Regions from separate parts of the Homo sapiens genome. Here region 1 is linked to region 2. The links are chromatin loops, found by intact Hi-C in ENCODE. Cell type or tissue: thyroid gland. All regions are shown on one strand. Each heading gives the region's core, and the rest is flanking DNA. Links, peaks and the distances in the headings are about the cores only.

Region 1 (11,844 bases), core at 2,280-10,279, 570 kb before region 2:
CTATTTAAATAGAACAGCTTTCCCCATCTTACACGATATTCTTGAACACTTATAAAGAATAAGTGTTATTGGAGGTAATCTTGTGAATAGAATAATTGTGATGATAAAGAAAGAGATGTTCTGTATTTCAAATGGTGTTTTCTGCTGCTGCCATCTCCAAATTGAAGTGTTTGTCAGTATTTAGTAGGAAAACTTCAGGAGTAATGGTGATTTTATATGAGTAGCCAAACAGAAAATCTTATCTCCTTTTATCATACCCCTGAAGGAGTTTAAAGGTTAGCAAATCTTTTTTCTTGGCAAAACGCCAGGTTCAGCTGATAACAGTGCCTGCAGAGCCACCTGATATGCCTGTGTTTCTCCAGATTCCCGTGTGAGCAAATTTCAGGTCCCTGATAGCATTTTCTTTATCTAAATTTGAGGGGTCAGTGGAACTAATTAACACTGTCACCTAGAGGCAATATGGTATGGGTGAGATTACTGAAAATAAATACGATAAAAGTTTGAACTTTTATTCATTATTACTTTACGGTTATTACCAAAGCAGAAGCAATTGCACTCAGCACAGTGGCCAGATTTTAAATGAAACATTAAACATTTTTTTAAGAAGGGAATTTCCTTAATTTGTTAAGAGACATCTATAAAAAATATCTACAGCATATTTCTTAATAGTGAAATATCAAAAACAGTCCCTTTAAGAATGGAGCAAAGGACGGGCGCAGTGGCTTATGCCTTGCACTTTAGGAGTTCAAGGCAGGAGGATCATTTGAGGCCAGGAGTTTGAGACCAGCCTGGGGAACAAGGTGAGACCCTATCTCTAAAAAAACAACCAAACAAAATAACTAGTAAGGTGTGTATGTGTAAGTGTGTATCTATCTATCTATCTATCTATCTATCTATCTATCTATCTATCTATCATCTATCTATCTGTGTGTGTGTGTGTGCGCCCACACACGCACGTGTAGTGGGAGGTGAGAGTTTTAAGGGAGGAGCCACATAAACTGGACTATGTCTAGTTTGAAATAACTGAAATAACTCCACAGATTAGGGTGGGTCTAATTGGAAAAATCTCCATAGATTATTTTGATATAACCATTCCCTTCTCACTTGAGAATCTTGGCTTTGTCTTATTCTTAAAACAAATATACTATGGCTTATTTGAATAAAGCTGTCACTAAAACAGCTGTCTGTGAAACTACTCTTCTAGAACAGCCCACCCCCAAAAATTACTTAAGCTATTAACGACAATTCCATTTCTCTTGCCAGTGACTGCCTCAGAAATGGACAGCTGACCCAGTTCTGGCAAATGAGGTGTCAGGGGCATCAGCCGGGAAGCTCTGGGGAAGGTTCCTCTCTGCTCAGGAAGAGACATGAGGTAGTCTCTCTGTTCTCTGCCAGTGTCTCACCAGAGAGGATGCTTGGACCACTGTGCCCAGCTTGTCCGTGGTCAGAAGACAATGCCAACATGTGGAAAAGGGCTCCCAAGCAAAACCTAGAGTCCTCCTTTGAATATTTTCTTATATAAAATAATGTATTTCTTTATTGTGTAAGCCATTTTGAATTTGTCACTTAGAGCCAAAAAGCATTCTAATGATTCGAGCTTGAAAACTTTTAGGAATGAAATATTAACACGGGGATTTGAATGTACAACTCCTTTTCCTGGATTAAGCAATTCCAAAAGTATTTTTCAACCTCTCAAGCTTAACACATTTATAGAGTTCCAAAGCCAAATGAAGAAATCAGCTAAGGTAGGGAGGATCAGATGCTTGCAGAGTGGAATATTGATGCTGTCAATCATACACTTGAAAATGTTTGAATAACATTGGCTGTCAAATGTGTGGTTTCTTTTAGGTTGTTCTAATTTCATTCGGGTTCTTTAATTTGCACATCAACACTGAGGCATTATCCTAGAACACCTCCCTTTGCCGATTCTGACTTCTTTAAAATTTGAAACTTTTTCAGGAGAGTCCAGATGGCGCCTCTATCAATTAACTCTGAGAATCACACTCCAGTTTAGCACTTCCAGTGAGGGGCACTTGGAGAGTACTGATATATGATCCAGTTAAGATAGTTAACATGCTGAGTAAATACAAGAGTAACACTTTACGCTGCACACCATTTGACTGAAACTATGCCTTCAAAATTCTTAGCAATTTCATTTGCTCTTCTGGTTAATTCTGCTCCAGCACTGAGACCTGATACTCTTGTGACATTGTGGAGCTATCGGAAGTAGCAGCTGATTTACCACACGGTAAACCCTCTTGAGCCCCAGGGCATTCTGCCAAAACACTGCCTGAGATTTGCTGCTCCATTTTTAGTACATGGGCTGGGTTTCTTCATACAATGCTTGAAAGCCAATCTGCATCAGCAGCGTTGAGGCTTTTAGCTTTTAAATATTTTTAATTAAGATGATCTTCAGAAGTCATTGGTTTGATCTTAGAAATATGACAATTGCACATTCAGATTACATGTTCCCTTAGAACTCATCTCTTTCTACAAGCATTCTTGGATAAAGCCAATCTTCATCACTGTACAGCTTGTACTATTTGTATTATTTTGGCCTCATTCTCTGGTTATTTCCTTCATGCATTTTTTTTTCTCTGCAATTAGATTGTAAACTCTTCTAGGTCAGGAAGAATAGCTGTTTTTTTTGCAGCATTCAGTATATATTAATAAATATTAATAAAAATATTAATAAAAGACCAAGAGATAATTAATCAATTATAATGGTATTATTCAATGTACTGAAGCAAATTAGCAAAATAGGCTTTACCTAAGTGGGAGGAGAGTTTCCATTTCACACTAGTAATACCATGCTTTGCACATAGTAGCATTTGGTAAATATTTCCTGAATGAATGAGATCACTCTACAGAACACAGAATTATGGAATTGGAAGGTATGTTAAAGAAATGACTACTGGCCCTCTTTTTTTAAAGCAAATTATCTCAGACTGATGAAAATCTATCTAGTTTTTAAAAGACCACAAACTTGCACAGTGAATCATTCCGACATTTTGAAGACTTCACTATTAAAATACTTTCTTTATATCCTCTCCTGGATGGTAGGGAAATTGATGACATAATTCCACTCAGACACACAAAAATAATTCTAAGATTTCCAAGGTGAGGAAAAGAAATAGTGGGAGAAAAACAGAAAGAGAGAGAGGGGGAGAGAGAGAGAGAGAGAGAGAGAGAGAGCGCATGCATGAGAGGGAGAAGAGAGAAGAAAGTTCCAGACAGATGACCATTTATCTTCCATTCTGAATGTCTTTTTTCCCCCAAAAGATATGGAAACATGGCCTAGCAATAGAGAGGTTAGTGAAAGGTTTTCATTTTATAATGCACTGAAATTATTTCCTTATGGTTAAAGAAAAACAGCCTATCCTTTAGCTTTAAAAAAGGGGGAGCATTTGTAACTGTGCAGAAAAGAATACTTAGGTTTCATTATTTCCTTTGGAAAAAAGTTATAACCTGCTCTGAATGAGTACAGTAGCTTTATATAAAAGATTATCAACCAGAATACATACTCCGGAAATTTTAGCTCCATTGACTTCGACTTTCTGGATAAAGGCCAAATGAAAATATCTTCCTTATGGGTGAAGGAAGAATCATCTGAGCTATTTATTTTAGCTATGTAAATGTATGTATTGTTTTTATTAAGGCAGCCGTGTTCTATTTTATGCTCTGTGGTTTTCTTCTCTCAATATTAGGACTCTGAATAGAACTTAGGATGGTATCTCTTTTTATTTAATATTAGATAGCCCTTTATTTCTTCTGAAAAATGAACAGTTAAATTAATATGGAAAAGCCATGCTCTGTGTTTTCTTTAGTACAAGCTTAATAACCTCAGCAACAACTTACTCTTTCTCCTTTGGGACCTGCAGGGCCATGGGGTCCCATAGGACCATCTGTACCCTAAAAAAAAGATAATATGAGATATATCACAAGGGCTGCAAGAATAGCAGTTATAATTTATCCTGGATTTTTCCTAGGTGAATGGTGCCTAAGAATATCAGTAAGACAACTCATCTCCTTTCAAAGTGCTTTATGCTTGATTATTTCAGGCCAGCGGTTTTCAAGAAACTCATGCAAAAAGGATGAAGTATATAACTGCATGTTTCAATGAAAGGCACACACGAAAAGCTGCATATCATATTTAATTATATCTTTTTCCTCTGACTAAATAAAGCATCACTGGCTGGGTGCGGTGGCTCAAGCCTGTAATCCCAGCACTTTGGGAGGCTGAGGTGGGTGGATCACCTGAGGTCAGGAGATTGAAGCCAGCCAGCCTGGCCAACATGGTGAAACCCCGTCTCTATTAAAAACACAAAAATTAGCTGGGCATGGTGACGGGTGCCTGCATTCCCCTACTCGGGAGGCTGAGACTGTAGTGAGCCAAGATCGTGCCACTGCACTCCAGCCTGGGCAACAGAGCGAGACTCCGTCTCAAAAAATAATAAATAAATAAATAAATAAATAAATAAAGCATCTTCACTTTGCCCCATAATCTTAAGAAGAAAAATGTAATTGTTTTTCCTTCCTGTCACCTCTTCCTCAAGCCCTTTCTCTACACCCACTGCCACCCTTAACCGGGCGTGCTCTGAACTCTTGTTTTCAGCTGTTTAAGAGGCTTGAACTGTTACACAAGTAGAAGAAAATTATTAAGTAAATGAAAACAGTGTGTAACTGTTCAATCCAAAAACTTCCTGCAGCTCTGTTGGGGGCAGCAGGGGCTTACAGGAAAGGAATCATTCTTACAGATTCTGCGGCAGTGGCCAGTCACTAGGCTTACAACTCACAAACCAGGCAGCCAAGATGACTTAAAGGTATAATTCCCCTTTGTCCCCCTGGTTAGTTCAGGATTAGGATTTCTGCAGTAGAAGAGGTGATATTTGAATGAATGTAAGAACGCTGAGGTCCAGTGAAAATAATGATTGCCTGAAACAAGTTTTTAGAATTGAAAAGATGGGAATTTCTTTTAGATTCTTAAAACTGTAGCCAGGACTTCAAGTATACTTGCTCATTTCCAGTATGACTATGCTTAGATTCATAAAAAATTGATTATAATATTTGCAAATGTAGGAACTATTCCAGCATGATTTTTCTTTAGTATTCCCATTTCTGTTCTACTATTCTGGTTTATTCTGTGAGAGCTTTGTGATAAGAAAGAATTCAGAGTTTTAAATTCATTCTAATGTTGCTGAATTCTCATCAGCTTAACTGATATTTTTCTTACTGCCTGAATTCAAAGTTCACCTTCAGAAGACTTCTAAATACTGAGTATCTGTAGCTGAAATTTAAGAGCTGGAGCTGTTAAGAACCAAAGAAAAAAAGACAAAATGACAGAAGACAGACAAGTCATTTCTATGAACAGAAATTGAAAGTTAGTGCCAAGGAAGAAGTTACATTTGATGGACATCAGTCTAAAAGGAAAAGCAAGTTACAATAATTTCACATTATTTTAATCTCTTCAGAGGGCCGCTCTCATGGAATTGTAGGGGATGTCTGTCTATTGGTTCTGGAAAAATTCATGTGGAATTCTAAGACAATGAAGCCCATTAGTCTGGTCATTCTTCCCACCTAGCAAATTATCCAGACTTGAACACGAGCTTCACAAAGACATTCTGGCAGTTTAGCTGTTCTCCGGACAGAGTTGCAACCGTCCTCTGTCCACCTTTCCCCCTTTTGCCGCCATCTTTGTCCACCTTCCCCTTTTACTCCAGCTCTAAGTACACCCTCATCATTTGATGAGAGGACATGGAGCAAAGGGGTCTGTGCTGAAGCACATGATTCACAGCCACAAAACATGTCAGAGCAAGACAAGGGACTGACTCACCCGGGATCCTGGCTTTCCGTCTAAGCCAGATGCTCCCTGTGTGATTTGGTTGGTAGCAGGGTTGGTGGGTGTAACACGAATGACAAGAACAGAGATTAGTATGAGGTACCGATGAACAAATGTAACACTTCAAACAACATAATACGCAGTTACAGGGTTCTGGGATGAATATCACATTGCTACAAATTGTTAGTTAAAAAAAAAAAACACATGACAAACACCCCACAGATGATGGCATTTTAATGACATTTCTATTTGACAAGTTCTTATTTAGAAATCAAGCTAATGAAGTGTATAAACTGGGCTACAAAGTAGTTACTCATAACAGTTGCAGGCTTCTATCTAATTTCCATATGAAATTCATTTTCTAAAGACTGTGCTATTCACCATATATTTCTTTAGGTTCTGAAGAGAAAAGAACGGTAATTTCCTAAAAAAGCGCTCATTATAATAATCAATCAAATTTAGCATTTCAGAGGAGAAGAAAGAGCTCTGGTTATACTTGTTAAAACAGTATTTATGAATAACAAATACAGGGTTTTCACATGTTAGGATGACTCTTAGTGGATTTTACATGAACAATAATTACTCATTGTTTTCTGGGTTGTTCCTACTGTTCACACTACTTTCCACTAGAGGGACTTCTAGGAAAGGGAAAAAGCCAGAAAACAATGTGTGCGACCAAGCAAAAAATAACTTCCAAACTAAATTGTTTCTCAATTCCTTCAAATAATCTTTGCATCAAAGCCTGATGGGGGAAATAACTTTAAAAATCGAATGTTCTCAGACAATGCATGCTTTTCTTCACTTTGAACTCTAGGCTACAAATAAATAGCGTATGATTAAACAATGGCATTTTCAATGCTTGTTTCAAGAATAAGTACAATTATTTCTTTAATATGGTTTTTGTGTCTCAAAGCCCAAATATTTATTTATAGTCCTTTAAAAATATTGGTTAGACCAAGGAGTATTTAAGAAAGAAAATGCACTGGCCCTAAAAATTCTATTGTCAAGATTGCAGAACTATTTCCCAATTTTATGCTTCAGATGCAGTTAATAATACAGAATGGAAAAAAAAATCTATTCCAGATGAAAACTCTACCAATGATGTTATTCTACATACATTTTGAGTATTTTGAGTTTTTATTTTAAAATTTCTTCTGTATAATCCATGAGCCATACTATAACTGCAAAATACATACATTCTTTTTTTTTTTGAGATGGAGTTTCACCCTTGTTGCCCAGGCTGAAGTGCAATGGCACAATCTTGGCTCACTGCAACCTCCACCTCCCAGGTTCAAGCAATTCTCCTGCCTCAGCCTCCCGAGTAGCTGGGATTACAGGCATGCGCCATCGCACCCGGCTAATTTTTGTTTTTAGTAGAGACAGGGTTTCATCATGTTGGCCAGGCTGTTCTCGAACTCCTGATCTCCACTGATCACTTGCCTCCATCTCCCAAAGTACTGGGATTACAGGTGTGAGCCACAGTGCCCGGCTTACATACGTCTTTTTTTTTTTTTTTTTTTTTTTTTTTTGAGACGGACTCTCGCTCTGTTGCCCGGGCTGGAGTGCAGTGGCGCGATCTCAGTTCACTGCAACCTCTGCCTCTCGGGTTTATGCCATTCTCCTGCCTCAGCCTCCCGAGTAGCTGGGACTACAGGCACCCACCACCAAGCCTGGCTAATTTTTTGTATTTTTAATCGAGACAGGTTTCACCATGTTAGCCAGGATGGTCTTGATCTCCTAACCTGGTGATCCGCCCACCTCGGCCTCCCAAAGTGCTGGGATTACAGGCATGAGCCACCGTGCCCGGCCTTACATACGTCTTTTGTTAGCAATAATTACAATAAAAATATATATTGTTGTTCATTTGTTTAAGGCTAGCATAGGTACAGCTGTTAGCTAAATGTTGCATAAAAATTATCAATAGCCCTAAATTTTAAAAAAGGGCAGACTTTAAATAAATCAGATTGAAAGTTTAAATAAAATAGAAAATCCAAACTTTCTTTTGCCTTTTGATACCTTCTTCAGTTACATTATAACATTTGAAAACAAATGTAGGCCAGGCATAGTGGCTCACAGCTATAATCCCAGAGCTTTTAGAGGCCGAGGCGGGAAGATTGTTTGAGGCCATGAGTTAGAGATCAGCGTGGGAAACATGGCGAGACCCAATCTCTATAAAATATTTTTAAAAATAAAGCGCTTGAGCCCAGGACTTTGAAGCTGCAGTGAGCTGTGAGTGTATCATTAGACTCTAGCCTGGGTGACAGAGTGAGACACTGTCTCAAACAAAGAAAAAAGAAAATAAATGGGGAAACTGTAATAATTTTACACTGATAATATTATATCTACCTAGAATGCTGAAATAATGACTCACATATATTATAGAGGTTTTATGCCTATGGTCCATTGATCTAACTGGTGTGATTAAACCTATATTCTAGGCTGGGCTGGTGGCTCATGCCTTTAATCCTAGCACTTTGTGAAGCCGAGGCGGGTGGATCACCTGAGGTCAGGAGTTTGAGACCAGCCTGGCCAACGTGGCGAAACCCTGTCTCTACTAAAAATAGAAAACTTAGCTGGGCATGGTGGCATGCACCTGTAGTCCCAGCTACTCAGGAGGCTGAGGCACGAGAATTGCTTGAACCTGGGAGATGGAGGTTGTGGTGAGCCAAGTTGGCACCACTGCACTCCAGCCTGGGTGACAGAGAGAGACTCTGTCTCAAAAATAAATAAATAAAATAAACCTATATTTTAATACAAGGTTTATATCAGTCATTCAATAAATAAATAACTATTGACCATCATATGGTGGATGTATGTAAGGCACTTGCTATCAACTAGCGTGAAGTATAATAACCATGGCAAAAATGAAAAAGTGGTCATCAGCTTTTTTTTCCTCCCACATTTCAAATTGTGTATAAACTATATTCTGTTACTGATTTTATGTCATATTTTACTAATGTAATCTATATTGTTCTTTGTTGATTTGTATCTGTATTCACCAAATAGATAGCATATTAAAGGCTTGAAATTAAAGCCTCGTATTTAATAACAATTTAAAAAAATCTCCATTTAGTTGTTGTGGAAAGAAGGCTGACATAAAGAAAATGAAGAGCCTGGGGGAGATTCCTTCTTCATTAAAAATAAAAATCTCTAAACAACTGCAAAATACTTCTTTTATACGACTCACTATTGCCACAAGAACCTCATAACAGGGAATTTTCAAAACAAACAACATAAAACACGTAGAACATGATATGATTGATTAATGTAAGGAGCCACAGCATTGACCTCACTCCATCAACAATGGCCAATTCCATACCTGCCACCAACAGAGGGCTACAGTTTTTGGTATCCAAGGAGAAAAAACAGTTGAGGAAGCATTTTAAACTGCACTAGATTATAAAAAGTGTTTGGGAGAAACTATGAAATAATGAGCACAACACTTTTAAAAGAAGGGGACAATGGAAGAGGAATTGTCAGCCCTAAAAGAGGAAGGTTGGCATGTATGTAATTGAAGAATGACAGGACATTTATAGCATTGTTTGTTGTGGGTCTTCCTCTGACACAAGAGAAGACATCAGAGAAAACAAAACTGGGCTGAGCTCTGCTCTAATATAATATGTTTTCTAATTACAGAAACCTCAACAGTACGAGCTGCTGAGTAAACCAGAGTTATCATGTAGGGTAGAAAGAAAAATCTGAGATTTGCACTAAAATGGAAAGTTTTCTTTACTTACTGGAAGACCAAGGGGTCCTCTGTCACCCTTTTGACCTGGTTCACCCTTCAATCCTTTAACACCATTTAACCCTGGTTCACCCTAAATGCAAAAGCAAATGCCAATTTTGGTTGCTATTATGGGTGTTTAAACTGTGAGAGAAGAGAGCCAGTCTCTGAAATAGTTGCAGATTCCAGTTTTAGGAAACAGCAGAGTCAGGCTAGATTTGTCTTGCACGAAACATTAATTTTTAAAGTTAAAATAGTTACTAAACTGACATCAACAATTAATATTCTAGAAACCAAAACTCCCAAGAAAGTATGCTCCTTACAATAAAAATATGTATGGTTGAATTCCTAAATTTTTCAGTTCCATCTCAAGGAAATTCATGTTATACCACATTTTTATGATCAAATAATTCAAAGACAATCGAGTGGAGGATGCTGAAGAAGATTCGGTAGAAAAAAAAACCCACTCTGCTGGAATGGAAAACTGGAATATGCAGGACAGGGTTATAGACAGATATTTTAAGCCTTTAAGCATGTTGCCCAAGGGAATGAACTAAAAACGTAGCAGCTGATGTTTGAAGTAATGCCATTTAGCAAGTCCTCATTCACTGCCCTTGCCAAGTCAGATCCCTACATGGACTAATCAACAAATCACCAATCCCAGGAGAAAATATGAAGATCAAAGAACTTAGATGTAGTTTTACTAACTATCCATCTGCCCAGTGTTAGAATAAAGAAAGTATGAATTTAACTCAGCGTGACATTATAAAAGCCACGGTAAATGATAAATTCTTGACTCCATTTTTAAAAACCAAGGAATACAGTATACCTATTTTCCATCAGTAACGGCATGTTAGATATCAAGTTCTGACCTGTATACTTTTCAACTTTTAAGCGTAGACATTAATTTGCCAAGAAAATCTTGAAGGGCTTGTGAAAGAAAGATGATTTCAGACACAAATACCCTATAGAGTCTTGCTGGGTGGGGGCGGGAAAGGGGAGAGGCTATACTGACATGGCAGAAGGGGTTTTTAACCTAGGCAGTATTTACTCAACTTGCTTGATGATATAAGTCAGTGTAGCGCTTGTTAAACATAAAGAGTTCAGGGCCCCACCCAGTCCATGGTAACACAGAAATGGGTATCTTTAATAAGTCTCCCAGGTGATTCTTATCAGGAAATTCTGGGAAACACTGAGCTAGATTCATGCATGGAATCATGCTATATATTTGAACTTTCAAAGGGGGTTGCAAAATGATGAACACACTGGCATGGCATAAAAAGTTTTCAGGATTTTGAAGATAGGATGTTTGCAGTACAGCCACTATAGCAAGTCCAAATGTGTTGGTGTTGGTAAGACAGTATCCCGGGAATGCTATTGATTGAGGACACCATATTAAGGCCAAGGCTCAGTAGTCAGTGACTAATTTGAGATCCGTGGCTTTGCATGTGTGTGCACTTTCAGCACGTGGTCTTGAGGTACTTGAGGTTAAATCCAGTGACAGAAAGACCAAATTTCAAGTCTGGACCTAAGTTCTAGTCCCAGATCTGTCATGAACTAGCTGTGTAATTAGGGGCAAATAACCTAAACTGTTTGGGCCTGAAGTTTATCATCTATGAAATCAGGGAACTTGCATAGATATCTATGAGGTCTTTTCAACTTTATAATTATCTGAAACTTATGATTTAAGTAAGAATTAAGTTGTATGGACAAAATAAATTGTTGCATTTTAGAAATCAAAAGCATCTTGGGCATCTCCTAATCCAATGGTGATGGCATATCTGAATCACTTATGAAATTAAATATCTTGGTGGCATTATCCTTAGTCATTATGACCAGGCTGGTTTTTGGTGGCATCTTAAAATCCAAGAGTAGGGCCGGGCGCAGTGGCTCATGCTTGTAATCCCAGCACTTTGGGAGGCCGAGGCGGGCGGATCACTTGGGGTCAGGAGTTCAAGACCAGCCTGGCCAACATGGTGAAACCTTGTCTCTACTAAAAATACAAAAATTAGCCGGGCATGGTGGTGGGTGCCTGTAATCCCAGCTACTTGGGAGGCTGAGGCGGAAGAATCACTTGAACCCAGGAGGCGGAGGTTGCAGCGAGCCAAGACTGCACCATTGCACTCCAGCCTGGGAAACAAGAGCGAAACGCCATCTCAAAAAAAAAAAAAAAAAAAATCCATGAGTAGGAAGCATTGATTTAGTCTAGATGGGGAAAAAGGCCCAGAGAGATTAAACGACTACTAAGATCACAAAGCTGATAGATGGGGCTCTCTCTTCT
Region 2 (11,844 bases), core at 2,158-10,157:
AAATAAAGCATCTGGTGGCTATTACCATTCCCTGGCATTCTTTGGCTTGTAGCCACGTCACTCTAATCTTTGCCTCCACATTCACAACGACTTTTCTTTTCTTTTTTTGAGACGGAGTTTTGCTCTTGTTGCCCAGGCTGGAGTGCAATGGCACCAACTCGGCTCACCGCAACCTCCGCCTCCTGGGTTCAAGTGATTCTCCTGCCTCAGCCTCCCTAGTAGCTGGGATTACAGGCATGTGCCACCATACCCGGCTAATTTTGTATTTTTAGTAGAGACGGGGTTTCTCCATGTTGGTCAGGCTGGTCTCAAACTCCCAACCTCAGGTGATCCGCCCGCCTCAGCCTCCCAAAGTGCTGGGATTACAGGCATGAGCCACTGTGCCTGGCCACAGTGACTTTTCTCCTGTGTCTGTCTTTTCCTCTGTATGTCTCTTATAAGGATACCTGTCACTGGGTTTGGTCTCCATCTGGATAATCCAGGATAATCTAATCTCAACATCTTTAATTAAATAGGCAAAGACCCCCCCCCTTTTTTTTTCTCAAATAAGTTAGCAGTCATAGGATCTGGGGATTAGAAAGTAGAATATCTTCTTTGGCACCACCAGTCAGGCCACTACAGACGTCAAGTGATTATGTTGAGTAGACAATGAGGTATATGAGATTAGAATTCAGGAAAGTGATCTGAGTTGTAAATATGTAAATTTGGAGTTATCATCTTATAGATGTTTTTAAGCCATGAAACTGAAGGAAATCACTTAGGAAGAAAAGGAAAGGCATAGGGACCATACCTTGGAGCCCAATATAACTTAGAGGCCAGAAAAACAATAAGAACCCAGTAAAGAGAAGGGAAAATATACGGCCCATGAGAGAGAAACTTGTCTATTTTGATCACTATTGTTTTGCCTTTATTTTAAATGGCTCCTAGCATCTAGAAAACACTCCAAAAAATATTTCTCAAATAATTATTTTTGATTGAGTGGCCAGCGAGGTAAGAAAAAAAAAAAAAAAAAAAAACCAGGCAAGTGTGGAATCCCAGAATTCAAGGGAAGAAGGTTATTTTCAAAAAGGGACCGTTCCTTTTCTGGTTGCAGAGCTGCACAGTAGGCACTTTTGTCCTCACCAGCAGCCCTGCTGTCCAAGGGCCCTCTGCAGTCTATGTGGGTCTTGGTGCACCGCAAACAGGCCAACACTTTCAACAAGGTGAACGGATGGCTCTGGAAATGACTGAGCCAAGCAAACTGCAACAGTAGCAGAATCTGTTCTGCTTCTGGACAAAGACCAATTCACTGGTATGCCCATGGGTCAAATGGCCTAGATTTACAAAATCTGCCAGTTGATCTCCAGAGCCAGAAAAACATGGATGAGGCTTCCAAGAAGGAGACTGAAGACATCCTCACCCAGTACAACCAGCCCCTACTGCCAGCTGACCCCCTCACTGCAAATCCAAGAAGTTCAGAGGCCCCGGTGGCTGTGTTGGCCACCAGAAATCTTACCAATAAGCCCTCCATGAGAAACAGGGTTCACTTTTATATTAAACAATGATTGTGGGATTTTAAGGTTTAAAAAAGGGGGAAAGGAGGGACTCTTTCAGGTTAAGATGATGTGAACATACACACCTATTTTTCTCCCTCCTAAAACCCCACGGAAGAATAATAAATGAGTTTTGTTTTATACCTAAACCTACTAGTGTAAGGAAAATAGTAAAGGATGCAGCAGCAACAAAATTTTGGAAGTTGGCAAGCTAACCAATGTGTGATAACTGATTTAACACTCCTGAGAAACCCACATCCCTAGCTGGCAGCAAGGAAAGTTCAAAACCAACATAATTTGCACCATAGTCTTCAAAACGATCAGAAACTGGCAACACTGGAAAAATCTAAAACTGAGTGTAAAAACAGGTTTCTAAATAAGGAGATGTGGGTAAAGTTGTTTGAGAAGCAGTTAGATTCCCAAATCCCTGACCCCAACCTAGAGGAAACAGAGGAGGGATGTCTTGAGAGTAGGTATCTGGTGATCGCACATCTAGTGCTAAATGCAGACAACCCTAGTCTTCTTCCCCAATCCGACTCCCAGAATGCTGGCAGCCAGAGCTTTATCCTCCAGAAAGGAAAGAGAAAAACTCTTTTCTGCAGAATCTGACCTGCTTAAGAGCAAGACCTAGATACTAACTGCAGAGGTTCCTCTACAAATGGCCCACCCAGATTCCACTTCAGTGAAGATCAAAGTTAAGTCTTTCCCACAGGCTCAGTGTGCCCATCAGTTTTTTAGTCTCACACTTTACTGATCATGAGCAGAGAGCAAAGGAATTAGACACTCGATGAAGAAAGCCTCTATCAAGAAGATGGAACCCAAAATAAGCAAAGAAAAGAAGGCAACTTTGGAGGACAGAGAAGCTTCAAAAATATGTTATCAAAAAGGAAAAGAGAGAATATATTGCATCCGTGAAACAAAAACAAGATACCACAAAAAAGAAACATGCAGAAAATTAGAAAAGTACTCTAAGACATTAAAATATAATAGCAGAAATGGAAACTGTGATAGGTGGGTAGGAAGAGAAAGTTGAGAAAATCTGTCAGAAAAGTGGAACCAAAAATCAAAGTGATGAAAAACAGAAAGGAAAGAAAGTTAGAGTACCATTCTAAGAGGTCCAACATCTGAGTAATGGGGCAAAGAAATCATCAATGAAACAATTCAAGAACATTTCTTGGAAGCAAAGAACATGAGATTACAGATAGAAAAGGCCCACAGAAAAACAGGCACAATGGACATATCATAAAATTTCAGAACTCTAAGAAGAAAAATAATTTCCTAAACTCTCAGAGAGAATAAAACTAATTACATGCAAAGGATTGGAAATATGATCCTTTATCTCTTTTAGAGAAAAATACTGAATATTTACAATAAAACAGAGTAATTCTGGATTTTGATTTAAAATAATTGAAAGTTGGCCATGTGTGGTGGCTCACACCTGTAATCCCAACACTTTGAGAGGCCGAGGTGGGCAGACTGCTTTAGCCCAGGAGTTTGAGACCAGCCTGGGCCACATGGCAAAACCCCATCTCTACAGAAAATTAGCCAGGCGTGGTGGTGCACACCTATAATCCCAACTACTCAGGAGTCTGAGGTGGGAGGATTCCTTGAGGCCAGGAGTTCAAAGCTGCAGTGAACCATGATCGCACCACTACACTCCAGCCTGAGTGACAGAGCCAGACCCTGCCTCAAAAAAGGAAGTAAATAAACAAATAAAATAAAATAATTAAAAGGTCAGAAGTGGGGGATGTGCTGTAGAGGCAATGCAACTGGCTATACATTGACAATTGTGGAGTGATGGGTACATGGGAATTCATTATATTATATATTCATCATATAATTCTCTTTGAACATATTTTAAATTTTCTATAATACAGAGTTCTTTTTATAAACAAAGAAGGAATGATAGGAATGATTTAGATTTCTTAGCAACACCGGAAGCAAGAAGACAATGAAGCAATGGCTTCAAACTCCTGAAAGAAAACTATTTCCAAAGTAGAATTCTATACCTAGACAAACTGTAAATCAAGTGCAAGGGAAGTGCCCAAACAGATGAATCGGCCTTAGCTGAATCAATGGCTGTCCATCCATTTCTCTTGGAAGTAAGACAGAGTATTTGGATACTGAAACAAGTAGGTTTGTATATTTGATAATGGAAATAGGAGGTATTTCTCTTTAATGTGCTTCTGATTGCTTTACTTTGAGGAACTCATATCTAATGGAAAACATGGATGTATAAACAGGTAATGTTTATGTGTACCAAAACAAAATATACTAAGTTCTCCAATAGAGCTATGTTTAGCAGCTTATGGGACTCCAGCTTTGTGCCTCAAGAAAGGATTTATGGAGCTAGTAATGCCCGAGATAAGCCTTAAAGAATGTATAGCAGTTACACAAGTAAAGAAGGAAGGAAAAAGTATTCAAGGTGGTGAAATCACAATTAATAAAGGCATAAAGGAATAAAACATCATGGTGTATGTAGAATACTAGCACAGAACCAAACACAAGGTTGGGCCCCGTGGTTCACGCCTGTAATCCCAGCACTTTGGGAGGCCAAGGCAGGAGGATCACTTGAGGCCAGGAGTTCGACAACAGCCTGAGCAACACAGCAAAACCTTGTCTCTACAAATATTTTTTTTAAAAAAACTAGCTGGGTGTGGTGGCATGTGCTGTGGTCCTAGCTCCTCAAGAGGCTGAGGCAGAGGATCGCTTGAGCCCCAGCAGTCAAGGCTGCAGTGAGCTGTGATCATGCCACTGCGCTACAGCCTGGGTGACAATAATGCTTATTGACATGGACCTGGCATATCTAGTGAGACTAGAGATCATAGATGAAATTGGAAAGTATTATGCAGCTATTGGTTATCTGAATGTTGGGTTTATTGTCATGAAACAGCAGAGTCAGGAAACAAGGTGTTGGCCAGGCGCGGTGGCTCACACCTGTAATCCCAACACTCTGGGAGGCCGAGACGGGCGAATCACTTGAGGTCAGGAGTTTGAGACCAGCCTGGCCAACATGGCAAAACTCCATCTCTACTAAAAATACAAAAATTAGCCAGGCATTGTGGCACACGCCTGTAATCCCAGCTACCCAGGAGGCTGAGGCAGGAGAATTGCTTGAACCCGGGAGACGGAGATTGCAATGAGCCAAGATCTCACCACTGCACTCCAGCCTGGGTGACAGAGTGAGACTCCAGAAAAAAAAAAAGAAAGAAGGAAGGAAGGAGAGAAAGAGAGAGAGAGAGAGGAAAGAAAGAAAGAAAGAAAGAAAGAAAGAAAGAAAGAAAGAAAGAAAGAAAGAAAGAAAGAGAAGGAAGAAAGAGAGAGAAGGAAGGAGGGAAAGAAGGAAGGAAGGAAAGAAGGAAGGAAGGAAGGAAAGAAAGAAAGAAGAAAGAAGGAAAGAAAGAAAGAAAGAAAGAAAGAAAGAAAGAAAGAAAGAAAGAAAGAAAGAGAAAGAAAGAAAGAAAGAAAAGAAAGCAAGAAAGCTAAAAACTGTATTCTGCAGTAGAAGTTAAGGATCTAGAAAGTTTAGGAAACAACCAAGATGGTAAGTTCCTTAAGATCTTAAATGTAAACTGGTAGAAGTCTCCTACCAGTGGACTTCTACACTCAGTCTTAGGAATAGTCTGGATGGCTCACAGTTCACAAATTTGTTTACTAAGGTTGAATTTAGCCCTGGCTTATATTTCATTTATTTAATTCAGCAATGTTTATCATCATTTATTCATTTGCCAGTTGATTCTACAAAAAATTTTAAGCACCTATTTATATAGACACTGTTGACATAAAACAGTCTTTGTGGTGTCTATAGTCCAATGAGAGAGGCAGATGCTAAAGAAATATAGGCACAATTAATACATAAAAGGCATTTTTATGTGGCACACAGTCCATACCATATGACCCAACCAGAAGGTTCAAGTATTTCAGTACAATTTAGGTCAACTTCAATATTAAAAATACTTCCTAAGTACAATAGTAATTTTTAGTGCATATTATAAACAAGGGCCAAGAAAAAAAAACCCTAATTTGATCTTTATATTTGTTAGTTCTTAATGAAAATACTAATTGCTCTTTACCCATTTCTGTGAAACTCTAAATTTTTATTTGTGATGAGTCCAGGTCTATTGGATAGACTTTCAGCATTAGTAAAATGACAGAACATATTACAGGGAAAGTATAAGAACATACAGATTCATTTTCTTTTAAGCTTGGAAACAGGATTCTTTGACTCAAATAGGGCTTCTGTTTGGTGAATTAATGGGTCACCATAACCAAATAATTGTAAGTCACAATTTAACTGAAAACCAGAGAGTAAAAATAGCAAAGACTAAACATATAACATCCTTCTTTCTTCATCTTTGCTTCTGAAAGGTGTGTCTTTCCTGAACTATGAATCACTGCCACAGACTTTGCAAATTTGTTCCATAAGAGGGAAGTACCAGAGCAGCAGTAATGTTCTCATCGCGGGCTTCGCTGCTTCGGAGGGAAGAGGGGCACAGCCTATATAGTTTGGATAACTCTCATTCCCCACAGGTCGCATAAAATGGAAACTGTTAAAACATAAATATTCTGCATTGTTTCACATTACCTTTACACAATAACTGTGACGACTATACTAATAGCAGGCATGATCTTATTGCTTCCTTTCCTTCTTAAACTTGAGTCTTGGGTATCATCATAATCAACATTCTAAAGCTTCCAACATCTCAATCCTAAAAAGTAAATGAAAGCATGGTCCATAAAATTTACAGCTTATGTTTAGTATTTTGGCAACTATTGCTACTCCATAGGCCTGAAAGTAAAATAAATAGGGCTTGAATTTTGAGTCGAAATCAAAATTAAGGTTTTCTTTTTCTTTTATGACTTGGCTTGCTACAGAATTCTGATTGCTACAGAAAAAATTCTGAAAAATATTTGGTAAAATTCTGATTGCTAAAAAATTTTTATGAAATTCCCAGATTAATAATTGTTATTTTAGCCAAAAGTTTTTCAACATTGTTAAAATATAGCATTGGCTAAAGTCTCTCTCTCTATGTGTATGTGTGTGTGTGTATGTATATATAGATGCACACAGACTTTATTTATAATTTTTGCATGCCCTAAAATTTCCGTTTATGTATTCTTTCTGATTGTTTTTCCAAAAAATTAACACCCACATTGACTTATTAGCTTCTCTCCTAAGATAATTTTCTCTCCATATATGAAACAAAGTTGAAAAAAAATAGCTTCTTTTACATCATATAGTAATAATTTCAGTATCACATATTTTCTTCTTTGTCTTCCCAATAACAATTGCTTGAACAATGATGATAATGAATTTGTGGGTGAAATTATTATTACTTTGTGCTTCTTTACCCTCTTTTGTGTAATTAAGGGTACAGTGTACTTCTTTACCTTCTTTTGTGTAATTCAGGGTACAGTGTACTGTTTTACCCTCCTTGTGTAATTCAGGTACAGCAGCACCACATAGTGGACATTTTGGTACTTCTCCGTGAAGAATCATTTCGCTTACCTTCAAAGCAATTGGTTTGCTTTAAGGAATGCAATTTGTGTGGATATTGCTGATGATTATCTCTCTTAATATTGCTCTGGTGAGCCAACATGTGAAGTTACAGATTTCACCTAATATAAGAACAATAATCAGCCTCACAGTCATTGTGAAAAGATAAAAGAGAAGTATTTTAAAATAAGTGTGAAGATACATATAAGTCTGTGCTTCAAATTTACTATGTAATACTAATTATTTCCTAATGTATACTTTGTAAGGGAAGCAAAGCCAATGCTTAGATTTTAGTAATAATAATTCTCAGAGTAAGCCATTCATCCTCATCCATATTCCTATATATCTATAGAAAGAGGCCTAATAGAGGTAATTGTTGCTGTTGTGATTAAATCAAGGCACAAAGAAAAAAATAATGTATGCTATCCCAGGAGTTGATATGTAAATCCAGTTAGCAAAGAGAAAAATTATGCTAATATTAACATTGTCATTTTTTTTGCCACAGTAAGTCTGGATTTGTCAGACATCAATTAAAATCAGGGTGTGAGCAAGGATTTTACACATTCATGGAGAAACATAAAGAGCTGCCATCTAAATGCAATAATACAGTATTTAACATTGTTCTAATAGTCACACCACTTTTTGTCCCAGAATAATTTATGCTCCCTGACTCAGCATACAACTCCCTGGCTAGATTGGAACAGAAACAAACTGACAACCCAGAGAGGAAGCATTGTGTAGAAGGGACAACTCACCCACAGCCCCATGCTTTAGGGGCTTCAGCCAGTTTGTTCATAGAATCAGACTCACTGGAAATATTCAGGACTTAGAATGGTGCAAGGCGAAAAGGAGCAAAGGGAGTCATTTGCAAAAGATAAAAAACACAGTCACTTCTACAGAGTTCAATCATGCAATCACTTGTTGAATTAACCAGACAACATTTCTCAGTTAACGTCTACATGAAAAGCACTGATCCAGGCACTATGGACTATAGAGCAGGGGTTGGCAAACCACAGCTAGTATGTGGCCTGTTTTTCTACAGCCTGTGAGCTGGGGATGAATTTACATTTTAAAAGATTGTTTAGAAAGGGGACAGACAGAGTAAAGAATATATGACAGAGATATTTTGCCAGCAAAACCTAAAATACTGACTATCTTGTCTTTTACAGAAAAAGTTTGCTGACCCCTGCCATCGAGACAGATTTAACACTCAATAAACTTAGAGTCTAGAAAGGACACTAAAACATAACAATAGAACAAACTCAATAACTTATAACTTTCAACCATTTACTGTGTGTTCAGAACTGGGTTAAGGCTGGTTGTGATGGGTGATACCTGTCATCTCAGCACTTTGGGAGGCCCAGGCCGGAGGATTGCTTGAGCCCAGGAGTTTGAGACTAGCCTGGGCAATAGAACAAGACCCCATTTCTACAAAAAATATCAAATAAAAATTAGCCATAAGAGGTGGCACATACCTGTAGTCTTAGACACTTGGGAGGCTGAGGCAGGAAAATCGCTTCAACCCAAGATTTTGATGCTACACTGGGCTATGAATGCACCACTGCACTCCAGCCTGGCTGACAGAGCTAGACCCTGCCTCTTAAAAAAATTAATTAATTAGTCTGGGCGCAGTGGCTCACGTCTGTAATCCCAGCACTTTGGGAGTCCACGGTGGGTGAATCACAAGGTCAGAAGATCAAGACCATCCTGGCCAACATGGTGAAACCCTGTCTCTACTGAAAATACAAAAATTAGCCAGGTGTGGTGGCGTGCGCCTGTAGTCCCAGCTACTCAGGAGGCTGAGGCAGGAGAATCGCTTGAACCCAGGAGGCAAAGGTTGCAGTGAGCCGAGATCGCACCACTGCGCTCCAGCCTGGGGTACAGAGCGAGACTCTATCTCAAAAAAAAAAATTAAAAATTAAAATAGAATTGGGGTAAGTGTACTATATTCATTATTTCATTTAATCTTCACCAAAGAAAGTATGAGGTAGTTATAATTATTATCAATTTAACAATGAATAACCCAAGACTTAAAAAGGCTAATAAATAAGATCATGTAAATGACCAAATCTGGGATTAAAATCTAGGCCATCTAGCCCACAGCACTTAACCACTCAGTTCAGGTACATAAATAAGAATGAAAAAAAGAGTAGAGAAATATAAAACTATAATATACTGCAGCAAAACAGAGGTGGCAGATAACACTTCCAGAGGGCTGTTCAGGGAAGATCCTTGGACATGGTAGTTTTTAAGTTGGGCCTTGGAAGATGCGAGTGATTCAGATGCCTGACATTGCAGGGAAGGGCAGTCAGCTTTGGAACTGCCTAGGGGCAGAAGCATGGTGGGTGTTGGGGAGCGGTGAGCTCCCCACTGAGCAGAAAGAGAATGTACAGGAAGATACTACTGGGAGATGAGTAGGAAACCTCGGTTAGAGCTAGACTGTGGATGGTGCTGAACAAAGGAAAAATGGGGAATTTAAATAAATGAAAGTGACTGGACATTTATGACTAAACAGTTGACACAATCAGCCCTGTACTCTGGGGAGATTAATCTTACAAGGGTGTTTTGGATGGATTAGAAGAAGAACTAGAGACAGGAAAATAAATGAGTAGGCTATTAACAATAATCCAGGTCTGAGATTGATGAAGACCTGAACTAGAGTAGAGACAGTGAAAACAGCATGCTAGAGAGGAAAATGTATTGTTAAGGTCTCCACCTACCAAAGCCACTCACTAAGTAATGCAAGAGGGAAAAGATAAGTGGTCTGGCAACGACAATCCCCCCACCCCGCTTCCTCAGACCCCTAATAAAGGCTAAATGTTGTCTTCTTTTGATAATTGTCACTAATTTTTCCCCAGCCTTGTGCCACCACACTACCATGCATAAACACATACACACGGGTACAATATACACGGACATCAGTTTTACTGACTGAAGATCCCAATATTGGTTATCTTGATAAAGTCAAATTTACTTTAATGGAATTTCACCTGAATAAAAATGTCCATGTTTTGAGGTTGAGTGGGGAGGTAGGGGAAACAATGCCACACAGTATGATTTACCGTGTTTACAATCCACAGGAATTGCCCTCTACATGGGTTGTGACATCTATACCCAAATCGACAACTCACACTTCAGACATATAGGCCTTGGTTTAATGAATCTGTCACTTTAAAACATGGACTCTAGGCCAGGCATGGTGGCTCACGCTTGTCATCCCAGCACTTTGGGAGACTGAGGCAGGAGGATCACTTGAGGTGAGGAGTTCAAGACCAGCCTAGGCAACATAGTGAGACCCCATCTCCATAAAATTTTTTTAAAAATTAGCTGGGTGTGGTGATGTCAACTGTAGTCCTAGCTACTCAGGGAGCTAGGACAGAAGCATCGCTTTACCCCAGGAGGTCAAGGCTGCAGTGAGCTATGATGGTGCCACTGCACTCCAACCTGGGTGACAGAGCGAGACACTATTTCAATTTTTGTAAAATTAAAAAATTAAAATTAAAATTGAGTGTCTATTCAGCAGGGGAAAGAAGAGAAGGTTCAATCTCTGCCCTTGAGAAGCTAAGAGTTTAATAGGCAAATGGAATATATATGCCAAATAAATACAGGACATTTTAATAAAGCAACATGTTAATGCCATCAAATTGTATTCCTTTGGAGGACTTAAGGCATGTATTCTTTTTCTGAATAGCTGAATAATCTGAACAGGTGAGTTTACCCATTGTTTCATTCCCCATTTACATGTCCAACCTCTTTATTTCAACCTCCCTGAATAAACTTTTTAAAAGGCTACTCACTACCATCACTCCTTAAACAGTATTTGGGCCTTGCTGGGACAGATTGGTGGTGAGTCCATAACAAAGGGCAGGAAGTGACTCGGTAAATCCTTTTTTTTTTTTTCTGGGACGGAGTCTCACTCTGTTGCTCAGGCTGGAGTGCAGTGGCGCGATCTCAGCTCGCTGCAAACTCCGCATCCTGGGTTCAAGCAATTCTCCTCCCTCAGGCTCCCGAGTAGCTAGGATTACAGGCGGCACGCCCAGCTAATTTTTGTATTTTTAGTAGAGACGGGGTTTCACATGTTGGCCAGGCTGGTCTTGAACTCCTGACCTTATGATCCGCCCGCCTTGGCCTCCCAAAGTGCTGGGATTATAGGCGTGAGCCACCTCACCTGGCTGTGACTTGGTAAATTCTAGGGACTGACCAAAGCCAAGCATAGAATGGCTTTGTTATCCCAAAATTGTGATTACTTCAAGCCACGGTGGAGAGATGAAAATGTAGATGAGAGGAAAAGCAAATTCAAAAGCCAAACATGGCTATATTAAGCATTGAGGTGAAAGAGTAGGGTGAGGACCCAAACCACTGGCAACAACACTGGAAGCCAAGAGAGTGAGAGAACGGAATGCAGGGCAGTGGAGCTGGTGAGTCAGGCATCTGAGACAGAAGGTCCTTGTTCTGTAAATGTGCAGTGAAGTCTTGCCTGGCCTACGTGGAGAGAGGAGCCCCTTAAAGGTGACACCAAACTGGACAGCCACAGTCTACTGATCATTAATGTGTTCTGGATTGGGAGATGTTACAGGACAGTGGGACTAACAAATCTAAGTGCATGCATGCTGAAATGATGACAAATAGCAAAAGTGTCAATATAATCAAACAAAATAAATCAGGTATATTCTCGTAGGGGTGACTTTGCACTCGGATTTCAAAGCTCATATTCTAGGCCTTCTTTGCTATTGTTGACTCACCTGGTCAAATTGTCAACAGCATGCTATGGGCTCCTTTCTGCACCAATGTGCCTTTGAATCCCAAGTACCACTG

What was found. A loop is a pair of places that touch in the nucleus more often than their neighbours do. Peaks named below come from ENCODE experiments on the same cell type or tissue, not always from the same donor. Only the 100,000 strongest peaks of a DNase experiment are listed, where the experiment ranks them.
Region 1: it touches region 2 in a loop (4-fold over the local background); 80 of 110 quality-filtered maps call a loop at or near these places.

What each region holds. Positions count from the first base shown.
Region 1 is chr4:108,828,522-108,840,365 of GRCh38, forward strand. It overlaps COL25A1 (collagen type XXV alpha 1 chain), which reads right to left. Exons shown (of 38, transcript NM_198721.4): 32 at 3,859-3,912. Among named protein-coding and RNA genes, the nearest start is that of ETNPPL, 71 kb to the left of the region's middle. In thyroid gland, for the core only: a CTCF peak has its summit at 6,461; no DNase peak of the experiment used is centred there.
Region 2 is chr4:109,399,533-109,411,376 of GRCh38, forward strand. No RefSeq gene overlaps it. Among named protein-coding and RNA genes, the nearest start is that of SEC24B, 28 kb to the right of the region's middle. In thyroid gland, for the core only: a CTCF peak has its summit at 7,008; no DNase peak of the experiment used is centred there.